Linked DNA regions of Mus musculus: region 2 is linked to region 1. Evidence: chromatin loops called from intact Hi-C (ENCODE). Cell type or tissue: left cerebral cortex. All regions are shown on one strand. Links, peaks and the distances in the headings refer to the core of each region. The heading gives the core; the rest is flanking DNA.

What was found. A loop is a pair of places that touch in the nucleus more often than their neighbours do. Peaks named below come from ENCODE experiments on the same cell type or tissue, not always from the same donor. Only the 100,000 strongest peaks of a DNase experiment are listed, where the experiment ranks them.
Region 2: it touches region 1 in a loop (2.7-fold over the local background); 2 of 42 quality-filtered maps call a loop at or near these places.

The regions. Positions count from the first base shown.
Region 1 is chr14:111,880,165-111,888,683 of GRCm38, forward strand. No RefSeq gene overlaps it. Among named protein-coding and RNA genes, the nearest start is that of Gm52150, 170 kb to the left of the region's middle. In left cerebral cortex, for the core only: no CTCF peak of the experiment used is centred there; a DNase peak (open chromatin) is centred at 3,983.
Region 2 is chr14:111,818,258-111,826,776 of GRCm38, forward strand. No RefSeq gene overlaps it. Among named protein-coding and RNA genes, the nearest start is that of Gm52150, 110 kb to the left of the region's middle. In left cerebral cortex, for the core only: no CTCF peak of the experiment used is centred there; a DNase peak (open chromatin) is centred at 4,010.

The DNA.
Region 1 (8,519 bases), core at 149-8,148:
TAACTACTCTATTTCTTGATAAAATAAGAAGACCATTTTTATAAATACAGAAAACCCTATTCTATAGCAATTAAATACATGAATGATATGAATAATAAACCAATTCACCACAGATTTGTGAGGAAGAAGAAGAAGAAGAAGAAGAAGAAGAAGAAGAAGAAGAAGAAGAAGAAGAAGAAGAAGAAGAAGAAGACGAAGAAAGCAAGTTTATGGGCTTATAGATAGCTAAAAAGTGAGCTGATACAAAGATACTATGAAGAAGACATAGATACATTTTCAGAAAAAAAAATAGTGCCTAGTCAGGACACATATGATTTCTGTGTTAAATTCTATTTTCAATATGAATATTGTAGAGCTTCCACCGTTCTAAAGTTTTTCAACTGACCTTTGTATATTTCAAGTATCTAGAAGGCACATAGTAATTGGAAAAATATGACCACAAGATTATTCAATTTTTACTATAAAACAGAATTTAACTTTCTGCATGTGCAGAGATATAAAGCAGTAAAATCCTGGAGAAAACCAAAGATTTAGAGATTATGCGAGGTTGGTAGCTTTTGCAGGACCATGTATTCAAAGTAAGTTGATAAGATATTTTGAATTGCAAAAGAGATCTTTGCTATTATCAATAAATTGAATTGATTCCCAACAGATACAATCCACAGACAATTATATCTTTAATTAATTAATTAATTAATTAATTAATGTTACAGCCTAAGAGTGCAACTGTCTTTACATAATTTCTACACCCCCTATCCTCTCCAACACTAACATTTTCTTCCCCACAGTCTCTAGAATTCATGGTCTCTTCTTTGATACTTTATGGTCTCACACACACACACACACACACACACACACACATACACACGGGACCATTAAATTCCACTTGCATGTATGCGTATCATCTTAGAAACAAATACTCTTGATGTCAAGTACTAGGTCTAGGGGAATTAGTCACAGCTAAAGCAGAAAAACTGGAGGAAGACACTGCATAGCGAATAGAAGATTACTTTTTTATTATGTTTCTGACAGGGATGGAGATCTACAATACACATCTAACTCAATTATCAAGTATCAAAACCCCCAAAGTAAATGGGAACAGCAACAGAATGCACACTTTTCAAGAACAGTATATTGGATAAAGTGCATGAAAAAATATTCAATGTTTTACTTATCTGGGAGATACAAATGAGAACATCAATGAGATTCCACTTCAGTGCAGCCAGAATGAAGACATTTGGGAAGCAGAAAGCAGCAAATGTTGTGGTTGTGGTTAGTGACTGTGGAGGACCTGTACACAATGTGGGAATTTAAATTAGTCCAGCCCCTTTGCAAGTCAGTGAGATGGGTTACTAACTTATTTAAAAAATGGGATTATTATTTGAGTCAGCTTGACCATTCCGATGTACATACTCAAAGTGACCAAAACAAGTATGCCATGCACATATATATAATCTTTTACGTTAATTATGGCACTGCTCACAATTTTCAAGTTGTGGAATTAATGTTAAGTATCCATGAACAAATAAATTAAAGAATAAATTATAGCATACATGAATTGGGGCTATTCATGCTAATGGAATTATGTTTTTTGAAAATTATATTTTCAGGAGAAAAGAGAGAAGTTCAGATTTTCTTCATAAGCAAACTAAGCCAATATCCACAATAAGTGTCATTGGTTTTCAACTAACAGGAAAAATGCACATGAAGGTAGAAGGCAGAATGTTTCCACTGTGGGTAAGCTGACATGGAAGAGTAAGAAGAAAGACTAAAGATAAGAGAAGTTTCACTGCTATTGCAGTGCAACATATCATACATACAAATGTTCCTGGAAGGCATGACGATACGATACGTGTCTTCTAATCAGGAGCAGATCTATCTTACAGACATGCTTTTAGTCATAGAAAAAGAAAAACAAAGTAACTATGTTTAGTCTTTGATATCGCATAAGGGACTACAGTAGCTCCAGAAAACAATATTAGGATCCACTCCAATACCACATGTCTGTATCAGTATACTCAAGAATGATTTAAAGAAATTAGTCTCTAATTTGGAGGGCCTGTGCTCACCGTGCAAAGAGAAAAGCTATAGCCATTACTTCTCATCATGTGGTTACCTGTGTATCTGCTTTCATCAATCTTGATTCTAAAATATTCTTGTTAATGTCTTATCTAATTTTGATTACAGATAGACCATGACTTTTGCTGATATTATGTAAAAACATTGTTTTCAGCAAGAGAACAATTCAGCCTGGATGAACCAGAAGAGATACAGGATGTCAGTGGTGAGAGGTAAAAGATTTTCTCATCTTCATGGGGCAGAACTGGCATCCCAAGACCTGTTTTTATATGCAGAATGCAGAAGATTTAATATATATATGATTCTCCAGGTATAAATTGGGAAATTGCATGAAAATAAATGAAGAAATGAAAATAAATGTGAATGAATGTGATAACAATTTTAATTAAAATAAACAAACAATCCAAAATTCAAGAACTTTATAAATCATATAATGGCAAAGGCAAATACATTTATAATAACTTGTAAGATGTGTTCCATTTTATTAGAGACTATTTCATATTTTCAAATAAATAGAAATGATCTATTCGATGGTGGGAAAAGATGGGATTTCTTTAAAATACTGTGAATTGCTGAACAATTGTCAGCTCTAAGTGAGGAATAAAGTTATCTATTTATACCCCACCCTCTATTGTCTTTGTTTTTAAAATTATGAGAAACACATTACTGAAAACATTGTGGAATCATTCAACCTCAAGCATATAACTGCCATCTGTACTTGTGAGGATGAATCTTGTTCTTCTAACAATTCAGCAAGTATGATCTTGCCCTCAAGGGCCTGACAGTGGAGTACAATAAAAGCTAATAAATTATATAATGAAGACTGTTGGAGGAATACATAAGCTTCCCTATACCCATGTAAAAGTTGGGAGTGCTCCTGTTTCTGTAACCAAAAAAAATAGAAATATTCAGAGCAGTGATGAGTTGTGCTAGCCACATGGGCAAATTCCAGATGCACTGAGAGAGTCTGTCTCCCAACATAAGATGGAGAAGGGTACAGGAAGAAGCCTGTCATCAAACTCTGGTGCTACAAGCATGTGCAAACACATTGCACACACATGATATAGTGCATGACATGTACATACACATCCATGCACATATACATACTCAAGAAAGTAAAATGCAGTGTGAAGTAGGATTTCAGTGAAAATTAAATTATTACTGTACAAATTTTTAAAATATCCTATAATTTTTAAATATCCTTTTGGTGTGTTTCATATCTTAAAAAAACATGAAAGAATTAAATGACAACATAATTTGAATTAAAATAATAAGGATCTGTCTGCTTATTACTGGCAAGTAAGAATTATATCCTGATCATTTGGCATACACCTTTAGTAATAAAATGAAATATCAAAAAGTTTTAAATGTTCTGTAATAAATGGAGGATTTATATTCACACACACACACTATTTTTTTTTCAGTTAATTCTTTCCTTTTGTAACTGTAGTTTCCATTCATGGACTATCCTCTTAGGTGGGTTTTCATGTCTTATTTTGTACATCTGGAAGTTCTCAGAACATTGTCTTCTCCAAATTTCTTCTGGCATCTGTTCATGACCATGCTCTGCTCCCTTGGTGTGGCAAATACATTCCACCGATAATAAAGGGGAATGGTTCTGTATCGTTCTCTTTACTGTGATACATACATGAGGGCTATTCTAAGTCCAGGCTTAGTCGGGAGATGGCTGACAGTCAACAGGCATTACATTAATGTCACTTTTCCCTTTGCAAAACAGACTTTCTCTAGCTCCTTAATAGGTTTTGTCCCTGCTTTAACACACTAGGAAATTCTCTTGTTCTATATTTGCTGTATTTTCTTTTAGAAAATTTCACAAATGTATGAGATTTATATTAACATCTTGTTTCCCACTTCCCTACCATCTGTCTGCATGCTCTTTCCCTTGAAACATTTCTATTCTCAAGTCTGTGTCTGTTACTTTTGTTGTGTGACCCACTTAGGTTAGCCAGGGTTCTATGCTGTCCACAGGTTTTAATTTATACTTCAGAACTTGATAAATTCACCACACAGAACACACTAGAAGACAGGAGTTCCTTACTCTCAGAGCCTTTCAGTAGAGAGAAGGTGGGAGAAAAATTGTAAGACCCTTGAGCCACTCCCCATTCTAAATGTTGATAATGGGAGCAATGTGTGGACCCATTGAAGAGAATTGCAGATGTGTTTTAGTCATTGATTGCAATGGTTGAACTGAGTCTGTAGATTGCTATTACCAACCTCTATTCCATCCTTTAGCTCTTAGACATTTTTGGTCCCTACAAAATATTCTGTACCCTAGAGTGATGATATAAATAGCATGTTTAGTGCTGGCCCTACAAACCTGAATCTGGTTTCTGCAAAGGAACGGCCTTAAGCATAGCCATTTAAAAGTTAGTTTTCTGCCATATTAATTAATAAATACAAGTAATAAGTTCCCCTAACTAGGCTAACACTTCTTTTGTGAAGTGTTTCTAGGAAATTCCCTTTTAAAGAAAGATACAAATATTTACAATCTGTAAATTAAAAAGTTCAACACAAATTTGAATATGAACATTGACTATGTTTGCAATAATTTTTACATGCTTTTTATAGTTATAGTCAAGGTTTAAATATTGTCTTTGATAAGTTTTTGGGTTTTTTGTTCGTTTGTTTGTTTGTTTGTTTTCTGTGAAGGGACAGTATGAGCAAGGCAATTTGTGGAAGAATTTGTCCATTGGGAGCTTACAGTTACAGGGGTTTCATTTTACAACCATGAAGGCATGAGAAGCAAGCATGGTCCAGGTAGCTGAAAGCTCACACCATGAAACAGTCATCATCAGGGAGAGATGGTGGTTATGACCACTAGTAATTGTATGGGCTTGTGAATCCTCAAAGCCAAAATTCAGTGGCACAAGCCCACGCCTCCCAAACCAACAAAACATAGTCCACCAAATGAAGATCAAACATTAAAATATCTAAGTCTATTGGGGTAACTTTTTATTCACAGCACCACAATTAAATCACTTCAGAAAAAGAAACTATGATTTTTAAACTTTCTAATCTTTAAATTTTCACATGTCTCTCAGGATTAAACCATCATGCAGGAATGGCTGTCTGTACTTTTTCCTGGACAGGGAATTTCTCAGAAACAGAGACATGGCATGTGGTCTTCTGTATGTACCATTTTTCTTTTTGCTGAATCTTTTCAAAACTGTGCATTTTTAGCATGCATTAGTAATTCATTATATGTACTCTTAAATATTTATATTAACAGGGGAAAGGAAGAGACTCAAACCTTAATGGTCCTCATTTTTTAAAAAAGTCATTACTTTTACTAGTGATCCTAGTTTGATACTGAAATTAAGGGTTCAATAAAATGCTTTTCATTTTGAGGCATTTCCAGGAGGTTGAGAAAGACTTAAGAAATGGATCAGTATTGTAATAGGAATTGATACTTCTCATAACACAGTTATACAATAGGGATAATATTTTCAGTCAGGGTTTTGGCACAGGTCATGAAATTGAGATTACACAAAATGTCTTTGAAATATGAGATGCAGTATAGAAGCACTTGGAAGAGATATTACAAGAACAAGTAACAGTAGACCTTCATTGAAAATGTAATAGTGCATTTATGGCCACTCCTCCTATCAAAGAACAAGATTTGACCAGTGTAGCCATAAAATATGATTACATTGCTTTCCTGCATTTCATTTCTTACATAACATATACATTTAGAGTTGTAGAAATAATAGAATGTTCTATATCAGAATTTTTTGTAGGCTTTAAAATTTGTCACAGGATTCTAAAAACAGAGAATTAATTTAAGTAAAATAAATTACCCCGTCCTGTATAAACATTTTATTTCATTGTAACCTGGGAAGTACAGAAACTATTACTTAAACTGACGTTTCATAAATCTTATGTTTTTAGTGTTACAAACTGATGTGTAATTAACAATCAAGGGAGAACATTCCTTACCTCTTAACTTATTGATGATTTTAGTGTAGCTATAAAGAATAGGGAGAAAAGATACAAAATAGTTATTTCATTATTTTATTTAATTGGATATTTCAATGATGTATAGTTGCTAATGGCATATTTCTGTGTATAAGGATGCAGTGACATCCTACTGTGTCAAAGAGACTGCGTGGCGCTGCAAGTGATTGAGAATGTCAAACAAATGGGCACTCTGCTTGCCCTCCTTGGCACTACATTTCAGATAACTCGAGTGTACTAGAAATACGTTGAAATGTTTGGCTCTAATTCAAGACAACATAAATGTACACTGATGATAGCTGTCAAAGAGTCAAATGAAGAAAATGGCATTTTGCATGCAGACATTTCCCTTTCGATCATTCTCCAAGAAACCAACTGTCTTATATATTACCACAATGAAAGAAAGAAGTATATCTTTCATACCATAGTATACGTGCTAATATGTTTTTCATTATTTACATAAAACATGGAAAATTACAATTATCATAGCAGTAAAACTTTAGAGAGGACTTACATAAGTTCAATTGTAATTAATTTCCTCAAAGACAGAATAATGATCAAACTAACTTAAAGTTACTTTTAAGTGCTGTTTTATCATTCACTGTTTGCCTATAAATAAATACATTCATTCAGATGTATTTTCATTATTTATATTCATGGTGATGTCAGAGTTAAGCGTATTTTCCAAAAGTTATTCAAAGTTTCAAAATTATAAAAGTGTTAAAGTCATGTCCCAACAAGTAAACCTAGTTCTCAAATCAGCAGTTTCTCCTTATTTCTTCCTGCACTTGTTCTTGCAATCACACACGAATTGTTGACAGGATGGAGTTTGTACAACAGGCTAGTAAGATATGCAGTGATTATAATAAATGATGTGGGTCTGGATGCTAAATGCAATGTTTGTAATAAGAATGCCTATCACAGCAGCACATATTTTTAATGCTTAGTCACTAGGAACTGGCACTATTTAAAAAAATTGAAGGATTAGCCTCATTGGAGAAAGTGTATCACTCTGGGTTGGCTTTGAGCTTTCAAAAGTTAAGGTCAGACCCAGACTTTTGACTTGCTTGCAGATCAGGGATCAGGGTGTAGCTCTCTGCCATTGCTCTAGTGCCTGCATGCTCCTCACAGAGACTATAATGGATTCAATTACTGAAACTAAACAAGCTCCCAAGAAAATGTTTTCATTCATAAAAGTTGCCTTGGTCATAGTCTCTCTTCACAGCAATAAGACGGTGATGAAGATATTGAGATACCAGCATTAATTGAAAACTCAAAAAAAAAATCCAGTATGGTTTAATTATTCACAAAGGCACATCTCAATCTTTTATTTTTCTGCTTTTTTTTTCAAGATGTACACATTTTTAAATTTATTGTGTTACAGTCTGGTCCTTACCTATCTCCCCGTCTGCCCTCCCACAGTGCCTCAGCCCATTCCTTTCTTTAAGCACAGAACTCAGTTTCCAAAACAATCTATACTTTTATGTATCTTGTAGTTCGTTTGTGACAGTTACAATTCTTCCTTTCCAAGTATAGGTTCCTGATCTATCTATTTTTAGAGCTCTTCAGAGAACTACAGTTGTAAACTCCTCCTCTATTTCACTGAGTTTTATTATCCATAGCCCTCCCCTCGTAGGCTTTGCTCCATTCCAGGTCAAGCAAAAAACAAGTGACCCTATCTTGCTGTGTCTGCTGGGGAACAGAAGACACACTTCTCAACTGTCAAATGAGAATGAGCAGTGATGCTGACCAGCCTCCTTTTAAGTGTCACCAGCATTGGGTTCACTATCTCACCTCAGTGCTTTAATCTCTCCTCCTTGAGATTGGAGAACTCAATCTTTCTTTCTCCAATAGCCTTGACCTTTCCTGGCAGTACACTTACAAAAGCAGTCCTTGTCTTACCATTGGTATAAGTTTTTATTTCTTCTAAACAATGTTTGTGTTCTTTTACCAAATTTGAAAATGTAGAAAGAACGATCAACCTCCTCCAATAGTATGATTTATGGTTATGCGTTTTGAGGTAAATAGATGGCATGTGCTTACATTTCAATTTGTGTGCTAAATATGTCCCTTGATCAAGAATGATAATCTTTTTTTCTATAATGATTTAATTCTAGGAGGATTTTCTTGATCTCCTCTTTTGTTCTCTAATTATTACAACAGCTGTCACATAGAGTTGGTGTGTTCGGGTATTAAGAAAGTCATGTTTTGAGTCTTTATAGAGATTGGTTGTTAATGATATCATAGGTATATATTGGAGACAAACCTATCAGAAACAATGAAACATGTATCTGCATTGACTTTGCATTTAAGACAATACACTAATAGAGGATTTCAGTGGACTTTCACCCTAAATTCTTTCCCACTCAGTGTGTAGTATTTTATGGTATTTTACCTATGAAAATCCTCATTCCAAGACATAATATACTTATAAAACTGCATTTAAATACTATGAGAAATAATAA
Region 2 (8,519 bases), core at 106-8,105, 62 kb before region 1:
ATAAGGGAAAGAAAAGAAGGAATATGAGTCCTTGAGGAGCCAGTTAGCATATATCAACGTGGCTGACTACAAAGGTATTTGTTCAGATCCTTCCCCGGTGGATGCATGAGAGACTTCTTATGTGGGGAAGTAGCACATGACTGTGTACTGCATATATAATTCACCAGTGTAGAAAGGTAGTATGCAGCTAGTTGAAGACCTAAGAAAAACAAAGAAATTGATTCACAAGAGATTATGAAGAAGGAACTCTTCTAGTTGGTGCATGTCTTTGATCTTGTTTGGCAAAGTTCTTTCCTTTCCTTTCCTTTCCTTTCCTTTCCTTTCCTTTCCTTTCCTTTCCTTTCCTTTCTTTCTTTCTTTCCTTCCTTCCTTCCTTCCTTCCTTTCTTCCTCTCTCTCTCTCTCTCTCTCTCTCTCTCTCTCTCTCTCTCTCTCTCTCTCTCTGTCTTTCATCTTATTAGACATTAGCATTGTTTTTTGTTGTTTTTTATTATTATTTTCTTTATTTACCTTTCAAATGTTATCCACTTTCCTGGTTTCCCTCCCTCCTGGAAACACCCTATTATGTCCTCCGTCCTGCTATATCTATGAGGGTGTTCTTCCACCCCCAGCCACTCCCACCTCCGTGTCCTTGATTCCCCTACCCTAGGGCATCAATTGAGCCTTCATAGGACCAAGGACCTCTCCTTCCATTGATGCATGACAAGGCCATCCTCTGCTACAAATGCAGCTGGAGCCATGTTTACTCCTTTGTTGATGGTTAGTTCTTGAGAGTTCTGGGTGTCTGGTTGGTTGATTGTTCTTCCAATGGGTTTGCAAACCCCTTCAACTCCTTCAGTTCTTTCTCTAACATCTTTATTAAGGATCCCGTGGTCAGTCCAATGGTTGACTGCTAACATCTACCTCTGCATTTGTAAGGCATCTGGTAGGGCCTCTCAAGAGACACCCATATCATGCTCCTGTCAGCATGTACTTGATGGCATCCACAATAGTGTCTAGGTTTGGTAACTGTATATGGGATGAACCCCCACGTAGAACAGTCTCTGGTGGTCTTTTCTTTTAGGCTCTGCTCTACACTTTTATCTCCATATTTGCCCCTCTGAGTATATCATTCTCCTTCTAAGAAGGACTGAAGCACCCATACTTTGGTCTTTATTCTTATTGAGCTTCATGTGGTCTGTGAGTTGTATCCTGGTTTGTAGGAGATTTTGGGCTAGGATCCACTTATCAGAGAGTGCATACTATGTGTTTTCTTTTGCGATTGTGTTACCTCACTTAGGATGATATCCTCCAGATCCATCCATTTGTCTAAGAATTTCATAAATTCATTGTTTTTAATAGCTGTGTAGTACACCATTGTGTAAATGTAGCACATAAATAAGGCTGCTATGAACATAGTGGAACATGTGTTCTTATTATATTTTGGGGCATTTTCTGGGTATATGCCTAGGAGTGGTATAGCTGGGTCCTCAGGTATTACTATGTCCATTTTTCTGAGGAACCGCCAAACCAATTTCCAGAGGAGATACACCAGCTTGCAATTCAACCAACAATGGAGTAGTGTTCCTCTTTCTCTATATTCTCTATTGTCTCCTGAGTTTTTTTTAAAGATTTATTTATTTATATGTAAGTACACTGTAGCTGTCTTTATACACTCCAGAAGAGGGAGTCATATCTCATTACCGATGGTTGTGAGCCACCATGTGGTTGCTGGGATTTGAACTCCGGACCTTCGGAAGAGCAGTCGGGTGCTCTTACCCACTGAGCCATCTCACCAGCCCCAGTCTCCTGAGTTTTTGATCTTAGTAATTCTGATTGGTGTGAGGTGAAATCTCAGGGTTGTTTTGATTTGCATTTCTTTATTTACATTTTAAATATTTTCCCCTTTCCAGGTCTCCTCTTTAGAAAACCCCTATCCTATCCCCACTCCCCTGACTCTATGAGGATGCTCCCCCACCCAACCACCCACTCCCATCTTCCCTCCCTGGCATTTCCCTACACTGGGGTATTGAAACCCCCTCAGACCCAAGGGCCTCTTCTGTGACTGATGTCCAACAAGGCCATCCTCTGCCACAAATGCAGCCAGAACCATTGGTCCCTCCATATGTACTCTGGTTGGTGTCTAGTTCCCAGGAACTTTGGTGGGTCTGGCCAGTTGACATTTTTGCTCCCTCCATGGGGCTGCAAACCCCCTTAGCTCCTTCAGACCCTTCTCCAACTCCTCCATCCTGGACCTCAAGGTAGCCTGATATGGCTGTCTCCTGAGAGCCTCTAACAGAGCCTGACAAATACAGAGGCAACCAAAGTCTTTTCTTTAGACTCAGTCTGAACTTGACTTCTCCTGTGCTTTACATTGCATTTTATAGCAAAAGTCTATTGTGCTCTTTCTAGGTTTCTTGGTCTTTCTTATGAGTTTTGGGCTTGATGTAGAACATTTTGGGACTCCTTAGCACGCCACAGCAGGTGAGGAAATTCATTATAAGTTTCTTTTTATGTTTCTTCTCTCTATATATACTTTTTAAAGTTGTGTAAAATGGTGTATATGTATGTGTGTATGCTGGTGCCCATAGATCACAGATTCCAGGTGTGGGTGTCAGATTCCTAGGAGAAGGAAGTATGGGCCCTATGAGTAGATAGTGGAATCTTAGTTCTTCTGCAAGAATAGTCAGTGCTCTTAGCTGCCTAGCCATCTCTCTAGCCTGTCTTTCTATAGTTCTGTATACATACTGTTGTTTCAATATTTATGGAAAGTTCTTGTAGAAGTTAAGTCTGTTTCTTCCTCCCAGATCAATGATCCTAGAAATAAGACTCACACTGAAAATAAATTTACAAATGCCTTGGCATTATAACTAGGCTGTTCTGTGACTAATAAATAATCCATTTATTTTAACTTACATTCTGCCATGTGGCTATTTACCTGTGCTCAGGTACCATGCATCTGTCTTGTTACATCTTCCTGGGCAGATAGATCTACTGCACCTGAGTTTATCCCAGAATTCTTTCTGCCTCGTGGAAGTCCCACCTTCTATTCTACCCTTTCCTATAGGCCATAGGAATTTTTACTGGATAGGTGGTGCATCCATACAATACAAAATATATTATCGCTACAATTTCTCACTCACAGAGAAAAATAGTACTTTGTAATAGTGTAATTCTGTTTTAAAAAATGCAAGAGAATAAGCCCAACTATACCCAAAAAATAAACTAAGGAAAATATTTTCTCTGACACTTTTACCTCCATATTCATAGAAAAGAATTTTTTCCAGTATATTCCTCACCAGCAAACCTAAAATAGATGTCGACAAAAAGGATGCAAACACATGGGTGAAACTGAATTGGTTACTCAATATATAAGTGACAGGTGTATGCTGTTTGTTTGTTTGTTTGTTTTTGTTTTTACATTCTGGTAACTATTTAAAGTGTTTCCTTTATTTGAAGTAAATTGTATATGACGAATTAACCGGAAAATGTAATGGTCACAAGCATAATTTCCAGATTAACAAATGTAATTAACCTAACCACTCTGCATACTTTCCACCGTCCATATTATTTCCATTTTCTATATACAAGCCACGGAGTAAATATTATATGAATTCTGCAGGATTTGTTTTCATAGATGTTTCCAAATTTAACTAGGTCCTTACCATGTAGCCATGTACTAAATGTTTTGTGGTAGTTTGATCCTCCACATCAAATTTGAATGCCATTTTGTAGCTTCCCATTCTCCACTGGATTCCCTATGGCCGGGAATCCTTCCTGCTGATACATATTGGTTCATTTCTGTTATTTGCTGAAACTTCATTTGTACCACACCCATGGGAACAAGCAGGTGAGCTTTTATGTTGATCATTTCGCCTCCCTTTTTCTGTTTTCCTTTGGTGATATTCAAAGTACCGTGATGAGAATTTCAGGCATTTTCTGGGTGATAGCTCAGACTTTGGCAGGAGTCTGTACACCACAGTTGTATTCCCCTTTCAGAGCTGAGCTGAAGTGTTAATTACTTATTCCAACTGGCAGTCTTGCAAATTCCAAAATTTCTTTGAAAGCAAGGACTAAAATTGTAGAGGTTGTAGCTATGAAATAGAGCAAGACAGCACAAGTTTATAACAAACAAGGTTAAAAAAAATGGAATGCTGAAATGTCCCTAAAACTAACCCAAAGTTAAGAAAAGAGAAAGAACAAAGGAATATTATTAATGTATTTCCAAACTGCTGGCAGTGGTTTAGCTTAAACACACCATGTCAGCTCTGTCATACACTCTAAATAGAAAGATGAGACTCTTTTTACAGCTCACAGAGTGAGAGATATTTTTGGACACAGTACCAAAGAATATTGAGCTAAAAACTCTTTGTCTTTCATCTGTGTTTTGAGAGTTTATGCTTTCTATGCATAGTTTGAGTGAACCTAATGATAACATTATTTGAAAGCTTACTGTAACCCAATCAGCAGTGCTAAATGTCTCATATATAAAGTATAATTTTTCATAATAATTAAATAAAATAGAATATATTATTTTTAATTTGTAAAGGAGTAACAAACAGAGGGATTGAGTGACCACCTCGCATATAAATATTTTTTAGAACTCTATATTGAATGCCATGGTAGAATTGCTTTTTTTACACAGATCCTGTAGACTGATATGCCACAACTTATAAGAGCCCCTTTCTGTTAGCACACATTATCCTATTTGGAGATCCTTCCAGTCTGGTAACATACTAGGATAATTGGAGGAACTGCTTGAATTCTCCCGGATACTTTACAAAATGAAAGACATTAATGCAAGTTAAATGGTTTCTTGTTTGTTTGCTTTATTTTTACTTGGAGCACTGCTTGTGCACTACATTATTGTCATTTTTGAATACTTGATGCATTGTTAAGATAAGTAGGTGATGTATAGGAAGTTACCTTGGGTAGTTTTCTAGAATGAGATGTGAGATCAAAATGTGAGACCTGGCCAATGTTGTGAAGTCTGGAATATATCTACTGTTAACAACTTTCACAATACCAAGATTTAAAAAAAATATATTTGTCTGTTTAAATAGAAGCAAATCAAACATTGCATTTATCAATATCTGGGTGAATAAAAAAACAGGAAAAGAAAAGGAAACTAGAAGTCCTAAGGACTGCATAAAACTCAAGTCCAAGAAAACAAAGACTTCAACATCAATGCAGATACACTAAACATGATAGAAGAGAAAGTGGTGAGTAAAGTTCAATGCATTGGCACAGGAGACAACTTCCTGAAAAGAACATCAACAGTGCAGGCACTAAGATCAATGATTAATAAATGGGTCCTCATGAAACTGAGAATCTTCAGTAGGGCAAAGGATACTATCAATAGGACAAAATGGTAGTCTATGTAATAGAAAAATATATTCACCAAATCCACAAGTTACACAGGGCTAATTTCCAAGAAATATAGAGAACTCATGAAACTCAATGTCAACAAATCAAATAACCAAAGTAAATATGGAGTACAAGTCTAAACAGAAACTTCACAAAAGAGGAATCTCAAATGGCCTAGAAACACTTAAAGCAATGTGCAACAGCCTTAGCAATCAGGGAAATGCAAGTAAGAATAGCTTTGAATTTCATCTTGTACCTCTTAGAATGAATGACTAAAATCAAAAACACTGGTAATAGCTCCTGCTGAGTAGGGTATAGAACAAAGGGAACACTCCTTTGCTTGTGGGAGTTCAAACTTGTACAGCCACATTGGAAATCAATATGGCAGTTTCTTATAAAAATTGGAACTGGTCTACCTTAAGACCCAAGTTTACCACTCCAAAAGGCCTCACCACCTTTGCCCAAAGACTCAGCTATGTTCAGAGCAGCTTTATTTGTAATAGCCAGAAACTAGAAATAACTTAATTTCTCTCAACTGAAGAAAAAATAAGGAAAATGGTACATTTACCAGATAGAGTAGTACCCGGCTGTTAAAAGCAATGACATCATGTAATTTGCAGGCAAATGGATGGGACTAGATTATGAGAATCATAATAGTATGTACTCACACATAAGTGAGACTGGCTAGAAAGTAAAGAATAATCAATCATGCTACCATCCACAGACCCAGAGAACCTAAGTGACAACAAGGCCTGAACGGGTGACACAAGATTCCCCTTGGAAGGCAAAATAAAATAGATATTATGGATAGACTCTGGGTTAGGGGGCAGTAAGGATAAGAACAGGAAAGTTTAGATGGTGGGAGGGGGCTGTGGAAGAAACAAGTACTCTGAAAGGTAACTGGTATTGGAGGTCTTTGAGGGGGACAAGCTAGAAATCTAATGTAACGCAAACTACTAGGAATCTTACTATGTGTGACCCTAGCTAAGACTCCTAGGAATGGGGGATACAGAGCCTGAATACTCCCATAACCAGGCAAGCCTTCCAGTAGAGGAACTGGGACACCAACCTAAGTCAGAAAAAATTTGACCTATAATTTGTACTGCCTGCAGAATGTGTTGATGTACCAGTGGCACTGAAATTGTGGGAATGGTCCAGCATGAGACCCATGCCTAAAGTAAGATCCAACCACTGACACTGCTAATGATATTCTGCTATACTTATAGACAGGAGCATATTTGTCATCAGAGAACCTTCCTCTGGAAAACTGATGGAAACAAATACAAAGAAATACAACCAAACCTTGGGCAGAACTCAGTAAACCTTGTAGAAGAATGGAGGATGGATTCTAGGAGTCAATGAGTCAAGGACACCCACAAGAAATCACAGAGAACCAAATAATCTGGGTTCCTTCGAACTTACAGAGACTTAACTATCAGGGAACTTGCATGTATTCATACAAGCCATCTACATACATGTTATTGTTGTTGAGCTTGGTCTTCTTGTGGGACTGCTTACAGTAGGAGCAGGGGCTGTCTCTCAGACTTTTACCTGGTTGGGGACCCTTTTCCTCCTGCTGGGTTGCCTTTTCAGTATTAATATGAGGGGAAGTACATAGTGTTACTGCAACTTGATGTGCCTTGTTTGGTTGATACCCCTGGGAAACCTGCCATTTTTTTTGAAGGAAAACAAAGAAGTGGATTGGGGGGAGTGGGTATATGGGAGAAAGGGATTGGGAGGAAAGGAGGATATAACAACTGCTGTCTGGATATAATATACGTGAGAAGTGGGAGCGGAGGGGGTACTGGTCCTATCCTACCTTCTTTCAAATTCAGAGCTGAACATTCCTAGGTAAACATGTGTCCACCATCTCCAAGGATAAGCATAAAGAGAAGGCCTCACTGAGGTGGGGACCAGGAGAAGGGCATCCCTTGGAATCTAAATGAATTTTTAAACAGGAAGAAAAGAAAAAATAAAACACAGATGAGAACAATAAAAAATAAAACAAAACAAATGAACAAATGAGCAAACATGCTGGCACAAAGATGGATTCTCCATTTGCCATTCTCAACACCAGTGTAATAAGTCAGATGCTTGTGGGCTCTGATTTCCTAGAATCAAACCATTGTTAGTAGGAAAATATCCTACATTAGTCCCAGTTAAACCAATGAAACACATTAAGTATGTAATAAATATGATTCAACAACAGGGGTCAGCTGCATCTGTCCATTGGTTGGATAAAAATATCTGCATCTGACTCTTTCAGTTGCTTGTTGGGTCTTTCAGAGAGCAGTCATGATAAGTCCCTTTTTGTGAGCACTCCATAGCCTCTGTGTCAGGCCTTGGGACCTCCACTTGAGCTGGATCCCACTTTGGGCCTGCCACTGGACCTTCTTTTCCTTAGGCACCTCTCCATTTCCATCCCTGTAATTCTTTCAGATAGGAACAATTATGGGCAAGAGGTTTTGACTATGGAATGGCAACCCCATCCCTCATTTGATGCCCTGTTTTCCTGCTGGAGGTGGGCTCTATAAGTTCCCTCTCCCTACTGTTGGGCATTTCATCTAAGGTCCCTCCCTCTGAGTCCTGGGAGTCTCTCACCTCCCAGGTCTCTGGTGCATTCTAGGGAGTTCCCTCCAACCTCCTATTTCCTGAGGTTACCTGTTTACATTCTTTCTGCTGGTCCTCAGGGCTTCAGTCCTTTTCCCTCACACAATACCAGATTAGATTCCCCTCTACTGCCCACTGCTCCCTGCCCCCACCCCACAGCCCTGTCCATTTTCCCTCTCAGGTCTCTCCCTCCCTCCCCATTTGTGATTCCTTTCTTCTCTCTCCCAAGTGGGGACCCTGTAGGAGGACCATAAGTCTCAATTATTCTGTACCCCTGAGATCTCTCAAACATTGGACCACCAACCAGGTAGCATACACCAGCTGATAGGTGGCCTCCAACACACATACAGTAGATGACTTCTGGGTTTATGTTCAGTCAGAGAAGATGCACCTAACCCTCAGAGACTGGAGGCCCAGAGAGTTTAGAGGTCAGGTCAGGTGGGGGATGGGGGGCATGTATGTGGAGACAGAGTGGGGTAGGGGAGGAGGTATAGGATGTGGAGTACTCAGAGGGTAGATGGGGAGGAGGAGGAATGGGATATGGAGTGTAAAAACTAAATTAAA